3 separate regions of the Homo sapiens genome follow, and all the other regions are linked to region 1. A link is a contact called in ENCODE Hi-C data. All regions are on one chromosome and are shown on one strand. Each heading gives the region's core, a stretch centred on a gene start or an enhancer-like site at or near the end of the contact. The rest is flanking DNA. Distances are from core to core; before and after follow the strand shown.

Region 1 (4,827 bases), core at 1,357-3,856:
TATTAGTCACCAAATTAAAAACTGGAAAGAATGGCCTTCGTTTATGGTGTATGAGAACCGTGCAGGCACTTGGCAATGATCTCGTCTTGCCGCTAGGTAAACAGCGGTCGGTGGACGGGGAGCATTGGCATCATCTAGGAGCCTGTTAGTCTCAGGTCTCACCTGATACTGAATCAACATTTTTTTTTTTGAATCAGCATTTTTAACAAGATTCCTCGGTGATTTGTCTGCACATTAAAGTTGAGAAGGCCTAGATTCATTTGATCTCAGGTACACCCCTGGTTGTGTAGTTTATGAAGTCTCCCCAGGTGATTCTAATGCTCTGTGCAGTTAAGCACTGCAAAACTAGTCCAACTTCATTTTTCAAATGAAGAAACTGTGGCCCACAAAAGCTTATGTATTTACCTAAGATAACCTAGCTGTTTAATATCAAAATCCAAATAATGTCATCTCTCTTCTTCATAAAAAAATAAAGCAGGGTTGAGGGGACAGAGGGTAGGGAGTGTGGAGATGGGGATAATTATTTTATACAGGGTGGTTGGGAAAGGCCCTCCTGAGGAAGCGGACGCCTGAGGAAAGAGAGGAGCAAACCAGGTGGATAGCTGGGAAACTGTATTTCAGGCTGGTGTGTGTGTGTGTGTATTTGGACTGGAGGAACAACAAGTGTTTCCAAATTCCTGACAGATACTGATCTTTGGGATGCAGAAACAGGAAATCAGAATTACCAGCTGTTCTCAAAATCTTATTCTTAAAATATTCTCTACCTTCTTCATATTCTTTACTCATTATTACAAGTATCTGAAGCCTTTGTTTAAAAAATGAGAACTATTAAATTTAGAAGTGTTTACAAGAAGTGGGGTTTATAGCAAATATTCAAATGCTGGAAAACACAGAGAACATTATTGAGGAGTATTCAAATAATAGATCTCCTAGCAGGGTTAACTGTACTACCCAGAATCATGGGTTGGAAACTGTCAATTTAAGGATTTACTTTGAATCCAAAACCCGTTACTTTTTTGAACACTGCTCATAGAATTTGTATAAAGTATACAATGAGTATCAACCTATTTATATTTTATTTGCAAGAATGACTCACTGCCAGCGGCACACAGGGCCAGGAACATAGGCTTTCATGGCACCAACTACAAACAAGACTGACTGATGAGATTGTGGCCATGTCTCTCCCAAGTGCTCCTGACCTGGTTCCTGAAAATGTTCACCTCAACCTCGAACTCAGCATTTCCTGTGCTGGTTTTCAACTTGACATTGGTGAATTTCTTCAGTAACATCTCTAGGTCGGCTGCTAAGTTTTAATTCTCATAGGAGGATTAGGATACTTTCTCCCATTTTCTTCAGTTTGCAACTTTTTTTCTTTTGAGATTTGGAAAGCCACATAAATTCCCTGAGAAATGCTGGGAAGAAATCCCTGCACAGAAACACTAACAATGAGGACAGTGAGGCTGGAACCAGGTTTACCAGGGGAAAGCAGTAGGTAGGAGTGGAGGTCAGAGAGCCAACAGAAAGCCTTATCATTTAGAGATGATGTCAGTATGAACCTGAATGGAAGCACTGAAGTTGTGACGAATGTTTGGATTCTGAATATATTTTGAATGTTGAGCTGATAGGACAAATAGATTGTAGAGTGAGAGAGGAAGAAGAATTGAGGATGACTCCAAGGTTTTTGGTCTAGGCATGGCAGGCTGAAATTACCATTTGCTGAGATGGATAGAAAGTGGGTGGGGGACTCTGGAGAAGTTGTTTTTTCCCGTGTTAAGTTTGAGATGCTTACACATCTAAGTGGATATGCCAAATAGGCAGTTAGGTAAAGGAGTCTGGAGTTCAGGGAAGTCTGGGCTGGTGATAAGATGCAGGATTCAGGAGCATAGGGATGGCATTTATAGCCAGGTTTTTATACCCAGCACTCGCCTAGACTGCAGCTGTGTTCTTTCGGCAACTCAGCCTACGACTATTTGCTTCGCTGAAAAAAAACCACATCGTACCTAGTTAAAACAATGAGGACAAAGGGGCCATGAATGTGAAAATGCCCTGTAAACGGTAATGTGCTGTTCAGACTGGAAAGCAGGAGAAATGATGGCAATGGAGGTGAGGAAAATCAGTTTGTGGACGTAGGGAAATAATTTTCGTGCACTGAGAATTAGAGAAACTACGAAATGAAAGAAGGTGCAAAAAGCAATTATAACTCTTTTTGGACTGTAGCCGAATCTGTGCAAAACTCATATTTTTAAAATTTCCATAGCACCCCAAATTTACTAGAGCTTCACATACATGGTCTTTTTGAGCTGCACAAGTCTTGTAAGAAGGGAATTATTATTGTTCCCATTTTACGGAGGAGGAAACTGTGCTCGGAGAGGATAACTGACCTGTAAGGCATCACAGCAATATGAGGGACAGAGATACACAAGCATCCAGACGTCCGCGTTCCGAATCCAACCTAAAGACGAAAAATCGCTCCCAACCCCCACCGTCGGCAGCGAAGACGGAAGGACACACGCCGGCCGTCCCAGCTCGCAGGGCTCCAACAGCCGCCGGCCCCGGTCCCATTTCCGGATGGTACAGCCCTTTCCGCTATCGCGAGACCGGAAGCATCGCGCATCTGGTTGCCAGGGAAACAGCGGTCCCACAGGCAGGAGGGATCTGGACCGGCGGCTTCTTCCACTACCAGAGAGGCTGAGGTGGCGGGAGAGACCCCTCTCCTCTGGGGGTAAGTGGCTGGCGCGGCGAGTGTCTGCGGCGCGCTTCTGCGGCCATCTGCGCCCTGACTGACGGCGGCCAGTTCCTCGAGGAGGCCCGGCGGGAAGGTGAGGGGCCGCGCAGATGAGGGCGGAGCTCGGTCGCGGGGCGGTGCGCCGAGGAGTGGGCGGGGCGGAGCTGCGTCGGGCCGCTTGGCATGTAGATGGACTGTCAGGGAGAGCGGACAGGGCCAATGAGAGGGCGGGGGCGGGCTCATTGGGGGCGGGGCCCCAGCGGCTTCTGCCTCCGCGGAGGCTATTTCTCCAGGAATCACCTAACATTAGGACCTGTAACCAAGGCTTCTACTTTCCCGAGATTTGGATCTTCCCACCAAGATCTAGAACTGATCACCAGCCATTTAAACTAGACCGTAAACGGCAAAGGATGCAAATAGGCATTTCACAGGAAAAATAAAAAGATGCAAACAGCAAACAATTGATTAGAGACTCAACTTTTCTCGTGAAGAAATGTAAACCAAATTCACAGATACCTTTTACACCTATGAGACTGGAGAAGATGAAACAGCTTTGACATAACCAGATGGGCCCCAGCCCAGTGTAGGGGAAGTAGTGTAATTTGGTGCAGCCTTTTTGGAGTACAATTTGGCGAACTACCAAAATTTGAAACATAAGTGTTCTTTGACTCAGCAATTCTAATATATTTTATGGATGTATGAGCATAACTAAAGAAAGATTGGCACAAATATATTAACTTAAAATTGAGGTATAACTTACTTATGGTAAGCCTCACCCATTTAATCTACAGTTCTGTGAGTTTTGACAAATGTATACAGTTATGTAATTACCAACCACCACAATCAGCATACGGAAGTTTCATCATGAACCCCAAATTCCCTAGTGCTCTTTGTATTTAATCCCTCCCCTAACGCCATCCCTGGCAACAACTTCCTAGTTTTTTGTTCCTGTAATTTTGCCTATTCCAGAATGTCATATTGATGGAAGCAAACACCCTGTGGCCTTTTGAATCAGGCTTCTTTCAGCTTAGCATCATGCAGTTGCTATTCATTCATGTTCTGTGTATCAGTTGTTCCTTTATGTTGCTGAGTAATAGTCCATTGTATGGATCTACGGTAGTATATTTATCCATTTCCTACTTGAGGCATATTTGGATGAGTTCTTTCCAGTTGTTGGCTATTATTGATGAAGCTGGTATAAATATTCATGTACAGGTTTTTTTTTGTGTGTGTGAATATGTTTTCATTTCTTGGGTAAATATGAATGAGATTGTGGAGTCATATGGTAAATATATGTTTAACTTTATAAGAAACTGCTAAGCAGTTTTGAAAAGTGATGATTTTGCATTGTCATTGGCAATATGAGTGTTACAGTTGCTCTCCAACTTTGTCAGCACTTGGTATTGTCAGTTTTCTAAAAAATTAATTTTTGTCATTTGAATAGGTGTGTAGTGGTATCTCATTGTGATTTTTATTTTATTTTTTTGAGGGGTAATGATGTTGAACATCTTTTCATGTGCTCTTTTGCCATCCGTACATCATCTGGGGTGATGTGTGTGTCCAAATCCTTTGTTTTCTTGTTATTGAGTCTTGATACTTGTTTATATATTCTGGATATGAGTCCTTTGTCAGATATGTGTTTTGCAAATATTTGCTCCTAGTCTTTGGGTTTTGTTTTCCTTGTCTTAACATCTTTTGAAGACTACAAGTTTTAAATTTTGATGCCTTCCAATTTATCCATATTTTCTTTTATGAATCATGCCTTTGATGTTGTATCTAAGAAATTTTTGCCTAACCCACAGTCACATGTATTTTTTAGAAATTTTATAGTTTTGGCCAGGCACGGTGGCTCACCCCTGTAATCCCAGCACTTTGACAGGCTGAGGCAGGCAGATCACTTGAGGTCAGGGGTTCGAGACCAGCCTGGCCAACATAGTGAAACCTGTCTTTACTACAAATACAATAACAATAACAACGACAAAAAGAAAATTTTATAGTGTGAAGTTTTACTTTAGGTCTGTGATACATTTTGAGCAAGTTTTAGAATTGCTTTTAATAGCAAATATTCTATATACCACCTAAGTGAACTGATGAAAAAAGTG
Region 2 (4,827 bases), core at 801-3,300, 1.5 Mb after region 1:
TTTTAGCAGTTCTTCTCCTAAATAACCATTATCTGAGATAGACTTCTTGATCTCCCTCAAAGTAGGTCTAATCTGCAGAAGGCAGGGAGAGACTGTACTGCACTCTGAATGGACAGCCAGGTATTTTATGAATGGAGGCGATCACGTGATCCCAGCACCTCCCCGAACTGATATTTCCCACATAACTGTGTCAACATTCTCAGAACAGGGGTAGTTGTTTGTGTGTGCGTATGTTTTTAAATTTAACCTAAAATTTCACATTCTTCTTACCTTCTGAACTCAAAAATCTACACACAGACAAATAAGCCGCGAATTTTTTTTCTTGGGAAATCCTTTCAAGATGTCCAAGGTGATGGATGTTTAATTATTTTTTTTATGAATGAAGAGTGTGCTATGCAAATGAGGGCGATTCACAAAAAGAGACAGAACATGGCTGCCACTTCTGCTTCTACACTGCACTGACACTGCAGCAATGTACCTCCTTCTACACCCGCTCAGCAGAAGCGTGTGTTTTGGGGTGGGGAGGGAGTAAGGGAGGAGGAAATGTTGTTTGGCCTTTCTCTAGCTATTTTACGTTAAACAGGACTCGGTACAGACTTTAAAAAGTTATTTCAAAAAGGTCTGACTTTAGTAATGCACTGTATTTAAAGGAATGCATCCAAATGACTAAGTCCTAACTCACTTAACTCTTTCCAACCCTCCGAAGATAAACAAAAGTTGAACTTAATTACAAGAAAACGGATGCTAATATTCTGCTTGGAATTAAATCCCTTCTCAATAGAAAAGTGTTGCCAACCATTATTTCTCCACGCAGCTGTCACGTTAAAGCAAAACATTTAAAAGACGAAGTATTTCGTTTGGAAAGCAAGGAGAAAGCCCAAATAAGCTAAAACTTAAACCGGAATGCTCTAAAAGTTAATGAAATCACCAACATATTCAGCAATGTAAATTCGGTTACATCAACGTAAATCATGTGTTTTCACATAGCTGAAAGGTAAAAATTAGCATTCAAAATTCTTCTCCGTTCCTGAAGACACGTCCAATATTCACAAAGGTAAACTCTAGCTCAACATCGCCCACACTCCAGGTGTCCTTAATCCTATTAAATTCTAAAAATGTTTCCCTAACCCTATTTTTTACAAGAATCTTACAGGTCATAAGTTTAAAAGGGGGAGGGGGGAGAGGGTGAAGGCTTAATCGGTATTTAAGAGTCACTGACTCATCGAATTAAGATTCAAGAGCAGTTTGCTGCAGGAGGTGCTCCCACACATTAGTTTCCAAGTGAAACAGCTATAAAGGAAGTAGGATGGATACTGAAGGTATGGTGACTGGTATGTGAGTGAAAAAGGACGGGACAGGGGTCTCACAGGCAAAGGGGTAGTTTCTACTCCACTTCCATCCATCCACATTATTCCCTCTCATAGACGTACAATTGCCATCCTCTCCCAACACTTAATCCCCTACCCCAAAAGAAAGCAGCTAAATGTGGGAGGATGGGGAGGGGTGCTGCCACTAAAAATGGCTAAAGAAATCAGCTATCTCCAGAAGATGCACCGAACTCTCCAGGGTCGCAAGCTTTCCGGCACCCAAGTTTCGGATGGGTCTGGGGGAGAGCCGAGGGCGGATAGGGGGAGGGGGATTAGCAATCGAGATCAATGAGGCGCTTACTCGTTGTCAGAAGTCGCCGTCTCCTCGCTCATCTTTCCCTCACCGTGATCCGATCTGGAGATGGAGGAGCAACAGCAGGCGGGGGAGCAACAGCAGCACCGAGGGGCAGGAGGCAGCGGCGGCCGGGGGGGCGCGGGGGCAGCGGCACAGGGGCCTCACCATGGTGGATGCCTCACCCAGAACGGTACCCCCCCAGCCGGGAACCCCGGCCACCCCCGCAGGGGGGTGGCGGCAGCAACCTCCGCCGTGGCGACCCCAGCCTCTTCCCCCGCCTCAGTGCCCAGCCAAGGGATCCGAGGAGGCCCGGTGGAAAGGGAAAAAGAGAGGGGCTGCAAAGGCTGACTGGAGAGCTGCTCCTCCAGCCACTGGGGTGGAGCGCAGCGGGGTCCGGCCAGGAAGGAGTCGGCGGGCGGAGAACCCGGGAGCAGAGGCGGCGCTTCCCTCAGGGATGCGGCGAGGAGGAAGCAGAGCTCCGCTCGGTGGGGGCCGGCGGGGGGGTGCCGAGCCCAGGCTCCGGGCAGCGGCGGCGCGGTCCTGCCGGAGCCCACCCCACCATCTCCCGCCTCGCCGCCGGCTGCCCCTCAACCCCCGGCGGCGTCTGGGTCGGTCCTCAGGCGCCGGCAGAGCAGGGCTAGGGGCCCCGCGGCGGCGGATTCCTCCAGACACGCTCCAGCCGGGACTCCTCCTCAGGGGGGTGGAGGGGGCGGCGGGGAGCGTGTGAGGCGAGGGGCAGGCAAACCGATCGTTCCCACCCGGCCGGAGAAGAGCGGGCGGGCCCGGGTCCGGGGGGCAGGATCCCGAGAAGCGGCGGGAGAGGACAAGAGCGGCTGCAGGTTCCCCGCCAGCCAGTGCCCACCAGCAGCTCAGCGGGCCAGCTCCTCACGCCCGAGAGAGGGGAGCCGCGAGGGGGGCGGCGGAAGCGCTCACGCCGCCCGCTCCTTCCGCCGCCGCAGCCGCTGCCCGAACCGGGGGCGCCCGCGAGAGAAGGAGGCGAAGTAGTCCCTCGCGACTTCTCCCGGCCGCCCGCTTTCCCCGGAGGCCAGAGCGGGCGCGGGGTGGGGCTGCCGAGCGGGGTGCCCAGGCTGTGAGGGTGTGTGGGTAGGACTAAAAGCCGCGGCCTCCGGGCGAATCACTGCAACTCGAAGTCATGTGCAGCATAGCAAGTTTCAGGAAAGTAGTTCCCTCCTCCCTTCATTTCCCAAATCGTTGTCGAGCCACTTAGCGGAGAAAGGGGGAGGGAGGCGGAGGGATATCCTCCCTGCACCGTGCTCGGTGTGCGTGCGCGCGCTCCAAACTCTTGGCACGCCGCGAAAGGGGGCGGGGGTGGGAGCTGCGAGGGGAGCTGCTAGGGAGGTTGCATTGTTGTGGCGCGTTACTCCCCGTTACTCTGCTTGGAATATCCGGGTTGCTTGAACGAAGAGGCTAGAAAGACAGTGTGCTCAGAGGGGAAATCTGGAGGCTACTCTCTTCTGCCGTGTGTGTGTGTGTGTGTGTGTGTGTGTGTGTGTGTGTGTGTGTGTTTTCTTTGCAGAGCAAAGAATGGAACTGGCATGAGTTCATCTTTAGTTAGTGGGGGTTAGAAGCAGGGACTGCAAAGAGAGCTCCTCCTGCTGTCCCCCTGGTTGCACTGCTGCAGTCCCCTAGCTGCATGCACGAAGTGTATGTGTGTGTGTGTGTGTGTGTGTGTGTGTGTGAGAGAGAGAGAGAGAGAATATGAGAATGTATGTGTGTTTTAACACCTCGCCTCGCTGCCTGGATTCTTACTGCGCAAGGGGTATGCTATCAGGGCATTCATCTCGGAAAGCTGGAGTGATTGTTAATGGAGAACGACTTCCATTGAAGCCCAGGGTAGGCGTGTTACATGAATCTGGCGCAGCCAGAACGGAGGAAATAACTCCCGCTGCGAGTGAGGTTGCATAACTATAGCGCAGGAGATGCTTCTGTGGCACGAACTGCTCTGAACGGAGGCGGACCGATTGGATAGACAGCTGTCACGAATGCATTGTTAGAAGACAAAGTATGCATTCATCTCAAAAGATTTTTGCACAGAAACCTACTGGGGTTGCGGGCTGGAGCCTAAGGTCAGCCCAGCCACAGGAGTCAGAGCTCCTGGCTCTGCAAATTCTATTATCTGTTCTCCACTTAGAAAACCAGCCTGTACATGAACCACCTTAGGGGACTGAATCCCAAGTGCTCCCAAGTTCCTGACGCATCTTCCCAGATATAAGTCTCGCCCTGCGTGCAATGTTTTTCTCTTCCTTCTCAGATTTGTGCGACCTAAGAATGAAGGTTGCCGCTGGTGCCACATTAAAGAGAACAATTCCCGAGGAAAAAAAGAAGTTGGGAGAACCTCGTTAACAAGGCAGCACTCCTCTTCTACCATCCCTCTCCAGGAATCGCAGGATTGTTGTTCTGAGAATGAGCGTGCACAGTAGTGCACTGTTAACAGTGTTTTGCACGTAGCAGGTGCTTAATAAATGTTTGACGAATGAACAGAGGCGCTAAACCAGTCAATGTACCCAAAAAACCATCCCATTGATTTCTGAGGTCTCTTTATGTAACTTGATTCCTGCCTCAGCAGCAGCATTGTCCTTACTCTTGAGAAAGAGAGGGGCAATGTTGATGATGGTCTGTGCTAGACATGACCTCTAAACCTGCCTTTTTGAACTTATTCTTGCCAAGAACTTATACATGGGAGTGTTGATACTGGCCTCTTCCCCTTCCAGGACTACTGTTAACCAGTTAGGCTGCTCAAGTTTCAGTCAAGTACCATCAGTTATAATCTGTGTTCTTATCCAAGTTACTGAAACTCTGGGCCTGCATAAAATGGGGATAATAGTACTTAACTTACACAGCTGTTGTGCTGATGAACGAGATAATAATATACAGAGTTACTTAGAACAGATTAAGAATTCACAGTAAGAATAAGTCCTAGTTCTTACTACTGTTTTGTCAGAGATAGTAATAAACTTCATGGCAAAATAGTGGCAGATGCTCTGAGGATTAAATGTAAAGCATTCAATATTCTTGTTCATGCATTCAACAAATAACTATCAGTTGCTAGACACATGGCCTGGTCCTTAGTAAGCCATTAATAAATGAAACTATCACAGTTATTATGATTAAGTAAATAGAAGGAAAGTCGGTCATTTGCAAAGG
Region 3 (4,827 bases), core at 1,249-3,748, 1.3 Mb before region 1:
TATACTTTAAATCATCTCTAGATTACTTATAATACCCAATACAATGCAAATGTTATGCAAATAATTATAGTGTATTTTGAAATGAGTTATTATTTATTTTTTGAACATTTGGTAGAAATGGGGTCTTCTTTTGTTGCCCAAGCCAATCTGTAACTCCTGGCTTCAAGTGACACTTTGGCTCAGCCTCTCAAAGTGCTGGGGATTACAGGTGTATGCCACTGAGCCCAGCCTATTTTTTGAGTATTTTTGATTTGCTGTTGGTTGAATCCACGGATATTGAACCCGCAGATATAAGGGCCAATTATATATCATACTTTTGCCTTTAAGCATTTTTTTTTTTTAAAGACAGTCTTACTCTGTTGCCCAGGCTGGAGTGCAATGGCTAGATCTCCGCTCACGGCAACCTCCGCCTCCGGGGTTCAAGCGATTCCCCTGCCTCAGCCTCCTGAGTAGCTGGGGGGATTACAGGCGCGCGCCATCATGCCCAGCTAATTTTTGTATTTTTAGTAGAGACAGGGTTTCAAGGTTGGTCAGGCTGGTCTCAAACTCCTGACCTCGTGATCTGCCTGCCTAGGCCTCCCAAAGTACTGGGATTACAGGCGTGAGCCACCGTGCCTGGCCATGCATTCAAGCAAATTTAACTCTTGGTTTTTTTTCTTGAGGCAGAGTCTCGCTCTGTCCCAGGTTGGAGTACAGTGGCTCAGTCTCGGCTCACTGCAACCCCTGCCTCCCAGGTTCAAGAGATTCTCCTGCCTCAGACTCCCGAGTAGCTGGGATTACAGGTGCCCGCCACCACGCCCGGCTAATCTTTTTTTTTTTTTTTTTTTTTTTTTTTCAGTAGAGACGAGGTTTCACCATGTTGGCCAGGCTGGTCTCAAAATCCCGACCTCAAGTGATCCACCCGCCTCAGCCTCCCAAAGTGCCGGGATTACACGCGTGAGCTACCGCGCTTGGCTTGCAAATGTAACTTTTTTTTTTTCTTTTTGAGATGGATTTTTTTTTTTTTCTTTTTGATACGGAATTTCGCTCTTGCTGCCCAGGCTGGAGTGCAATGGTGCGATCTCGGTTCACTGTAACCTCCGCCTCCCAGGTTCAAGCGATTCTCCTGCCTCAGGCTCCCAAGTAGCTGGACTACAGGCACCCGCCACCACGCCCGGCTAATTTTTGTATTTTTAGTAGAGATGGGGTTTCACCATATTGGTCAGGCTGGTCTCGAGCTCCTGACCTCAGGTGATTCGACCACCTGACCTCCCAAAGTGCTGGGATTACAGGCGTGTGGCACTGCACCCTGACACAAATTTAACTTTTTAAAGGTCAGTTAACTCAGCACAAGAAGGCTACTTGATGACCTTAATAAAGTACTTTTTAGTTAAATGCTAAGGGCCAGGTTAAAATGGATTAAAGAATGAGACCCAAAGGAACTGAATTAACAGCATATTTAACTTTCAGTAAGTTCTAATTCTTATCTACACCTAGGCCTTACCCTAGGCAATTCTCACCACACATCCTGGTAGTTGGGTCGATTACATTTATTATGTTGTCTTTTTTGTAGAGACGGGGTCTCGCTATGTTGACCAGTCTAATGGACTGCTCTGAGACGTTTGGCCTGAGGTGATCCTTCCAGGCAGGAGGATCACTTCAGGCCAGGAGACTGGGAACCAGCCCAGTAGACTGGGCAACATAGCGAGACCCCAAGTTTAGTAAATGTGGGTGGCAGTGGACTCAAATTGTAGAATTGGCACAGGTAAAAGCAATTATTCGCTTTTCAGAGGCACACTGTGTGGATGTGAGAACAGGCTGGCATTTCCGATAACAGGTCTGCGTGTTCCCAAGTCCTTGTATCCCACAACCTTCACGTAGACATCTTATCTAACTATGCTGTCCTACCCAACCTATAGCGTTCTTGCTCCCAGAGTCTAAATGGGAGCCCCAAACTAATTACTGTATAGTAGTCGAACTACACACCAGGCACTTCCCCGACAATCTACAACCCCATCCAAAGGGGTCAGAAACTAGTAACAAAATACCAGCTGCGAGCCTCTCCTTCCCCTAAAGAGATCTTATCAACTTGGCTGCACCTTCCCACCTCTAGCCTGCGGGAACAAATATCCCAGGATCCCGGGCGGTTTCGATTGACGTTACTTCCGGGAAAAGTAACCTTGCATCGGCGGTTGCGGGCCTGGAAAGCTCTCGCGACATTTTCTCCTGCGAGATCTGCTTGCTCACTGTAGCGATGACATCCTCCTCCTCCTCCCCGCCGCCTTTCGGCAATCTTCGCCAGTCCCAGTCCCGACTAATCTGTACTCAGATGGCATGGATCAGGGTCTCCCCTCGAACCCCGGTTCGCACGGGGCGTCAGGTGGCAGCGGCGGGGTGCGAGCTGCGCGAGGCCGACGGCAGCGGCACTACGGGTGGCCACGGGCAGGCGACGAGCAGTGAGTGTGGGCGGGGTGGGGGTAAGCCACCCGTGTAGCGGCTCGATTGTTCTGGCCTGGCTATGGCGCCTCTCCTCCCCCCCGCCATGGCTCCCCGTGTCCCTGCTCCGCTCCTCTCAGTGAGTGAAAGTGGCCGCCGCCGCCGCCGGCCCAGCGCCCGCAGCCGCCTCAGCGCCGCCGCCATCTTGGGGTCCCAGGAGCCGCGGAGGGAGCGAGCTAGGAGCGTCCACGCCCAACGCAGTCACCGTCCCACGGCCTCAGAGAGCGAACCGCGGCTCCACCGTCGGCGGGGCGACCCCCCCCTCCGGACCCCGCCCGCACCCCGCCCCCCCTCCGCCGCCGTCGCGGCGGCGGGGCCAGGCGGCCCGAGGTGAGGCAACTAGACGTGGGCGGGCGAACGGAGTGGGGGTTGTGTAGGTCTTGTTGCGCCCCTCTCTGCGGGCGACAACTGGGCCGCGTCTTAAAGGGGCCGTCGCCCCCGGCCCTTGGATTTGTTGGGGTTAGTATGGAGGATGGGTGTGGACACTCCCCGCAGGGTTGGGACCTCAGGGACTAGGGCCTTGTCCTTCCCGTTTCATATCTCTGGAGACCCGGGGTCATGCGGTGACCTCAGCCACCTGAGGAAGCCCGTGGGGCGCCCACACGTGGGGAGTGTGTTAGACCAGGTGCACGTGGGACCCGGTGGGGCGGTGTCGGGCTAACACGTGTGTAGGTTTGGGGGTGGGCAGGGGCAGGGCGGAGGCTGGAAGGCCTTGAGTGGGAACCCCGTGAAGGTTGTGTATCTGTCATTTTAAACAAATGAGATCTAAGGGCTTGTTAGTGTGTCATTTTGTAAGGGGCAAGTTGAGATACGGTTGAATGGTGCACGCTGCTGGCTGGTGTTGGGTGGGGGCAGGCTGACACCTGCATAGACTTGGGAGTGTCTAGATGACACCTCTTCTGGTTTTTTAGGTTTTTACATAGCGACTAGGAAAGTGTCATCCTATTTTGACATTCCTTCTTGAGCTCGCTAATGGAAAGTACTACTTCCGTAATCTCCGAGGCTAGAAGCCCCCTACAGTTTAGGAATGACAGAACCTAGGCAGCCACTTACTATTCTAGTTAACAGCCAACTGTGCCTGGAATTCTTTGATTCACACACTGTCTCTAGTTTGATGTACTTGTTAGAAATGGGGGAAGGAATTTGGAGGTTGACCTGGCTAACGTCACAGGTTACTTTTCCAGTCAGTGACTTTCATTATTTCCTCCACAACAAAATTATTGTGGCTTTTCAGTGGCAACTTAAATTAAATAATAGCTTTATTGAAATATGATTCAAATACCAAAAAATTCCGCTTTCTAAAGCGTATAATTAAGTAATTTTCTGAAACTATATTTATTAAATTCTGTAGCCATCAACCACTATTTAATTCATCACCCTAAAAGAGAATCTCTAGAAGCCATTTAGCAGTCACTCCCCATTCCCCCTCCCTCCAGTCTTAGGTAACTATTAATATATTTTTTGCCTAAATTTACCTAAAAAAGAAACATATGTATCTTTCTTTGCCTAGTTTGTTTCACTTAACATGGTGTTTTCAAGGTTCATCCGTGTTGTAGCAGGTATCAGTACTTAATTCCTTTTTTTTTTTTTTTTTGAGACTGAGTCTCGCTCTGTCGTCCAGGCTGGAGTGCAGTGGCGGGGTCCCGACTCACTGCGACCTCCGCCTCCCAGGTTCAAGCACTTCTCGTGCCTCAGCCTCCCCAGTAGCTGGGATTACAGGCGGCTGCCACCACACCCGGCTAATTTTTGTATTTTTAGTAGAAACGGGGTTTCACCATGTTGGCTAGGCCGGTCTCGAACTCCTGACCTCAAGTGATCCGCCTGCCTTGGCCTCCCAGAGTGCTGGGATTATAGGCATGAGCCACCGCACATGGCCTCATTTGCTTTTAATGCCAAATAATATTCTGTTCTAGTTGCATTTTATGTTTGAAATTTCCAAGCTCCTCCTCCTATAAAACAATTTGAGATCATTATGTGTGGTAAAAGTTGCATACCTTCTAGACTTTAAAATGAATGTTTTTTTTTTTTTGTTTTTTGAGACGGAGTCTGGCTCTGTCGCCCAGGCTGGAGTATAGTGGCGTGATCTCGGCTCACTGCAGCTTCCGCCTCCCGGGTTCAAGCAATTCTCCTGCCTCAGCCTCCTGAGTAGCTGGTATTACAGGCGCCCGCCACCACACCCAGCTAATTTTTGTATTTTTAGTAGAGACGGGGTTTCACCATGTTGGTCAGGCTGGTCTCGAGCCCCTGACCTCGTGATCCACCTACCTTGGCCTCCCAAAGTGCTGAGATTACAGGCGTGAGCCACCGTGCCCGGCTGAATTTTGTTTTTAAGGGATTGAATTCCATCATTTT

The links. Hi-C counts contacts between places; a loop is a spot of excess contacts on that map. Pooled maps may share reads with other maps.
Region 2: a loop to region 1 is called in a map of CD8-positive, alpha-beta T cell, with 11 times the contacts of the local background. The contact joins the promoter of SPRED1 here to the promoter of FSIP1 in region 1. A Hi-C loop is called at or near these places in 2 of 168 maps with a recorded cell type or tissue (CD8-positive, alpha-beta T cell and gastrocnemius medialis), 1 of 37 single-sample maps with no recorded cell type and 12 of 50 pooled maps.
Region 3: a loop to region 1 is called in a map of CD8-positive, alpha-beta T cell, with 25 times the contacts of the local background. The contact joins the promoter of INO80 here to the promoter of FSIP1 in region 1. A Hi-C loop is called at or near these places in 2 of 168 maps with a recorded cell type or tissue (CD4-positive, alpha-beta T cell and CD8-positive, alpha-beta T cell), 1 of 37 single-sample maps with no recorded cell type and 6 of 50 pooled maps.

Annotation. Positions count from the first base shown.
Region 1 is chr15:39,780,620-39,785,446 of GRCh38, reverse strand. It overlaps FSIP1 (fibrous sheath interacting protein 1), which reads left to right and starts at 2,606. Exons shown (of 12, transcript NM_152597.5): 1 at 2,606-2,819. LOC105370941 (a long non-coding RNA gene) reads right to left here and starts at 2,541. Exons shown (of 1, transcript NR_135665.1): 1 at 1-2,541. RefSeq lists an enhancer at 2,367-2,496 and a silencer at 2,797-2,976.
Region 2 is chr15:38,250,059-38,254,885 of GRCh38, reverse strand. It overlaps SPRED1 (sprouty related EVH1 domain containing 1), which reads right to left and starts at 2,050. Exons shown (of 7, transcript NM_152594.3): 1 at 1,669-2,050. The coding sequence starts at 1,700. RefSeq lists silencers at 1,841-1,890, 1,901-1,960, 2,141-2,240, 2,341-2,390, 2,401-2,700 and 2 more.
Region 3 is chr15:41,113,951-41,118,777 of GRCh38, reverse strand. It overlaps INO80 (INO80 complex ATPase subunit), which reads left to right and starts at 2,498. Exons shown (of 36, transcript NM_017553.3): 1 at 2,498-2,805. RefSeq lists enhancers at 515-1,294, 2,011-2,110, 2,076-2,855, 2,921-3,000, 3,051-3,100 and 2 more and a silencer at 2,551-2,820.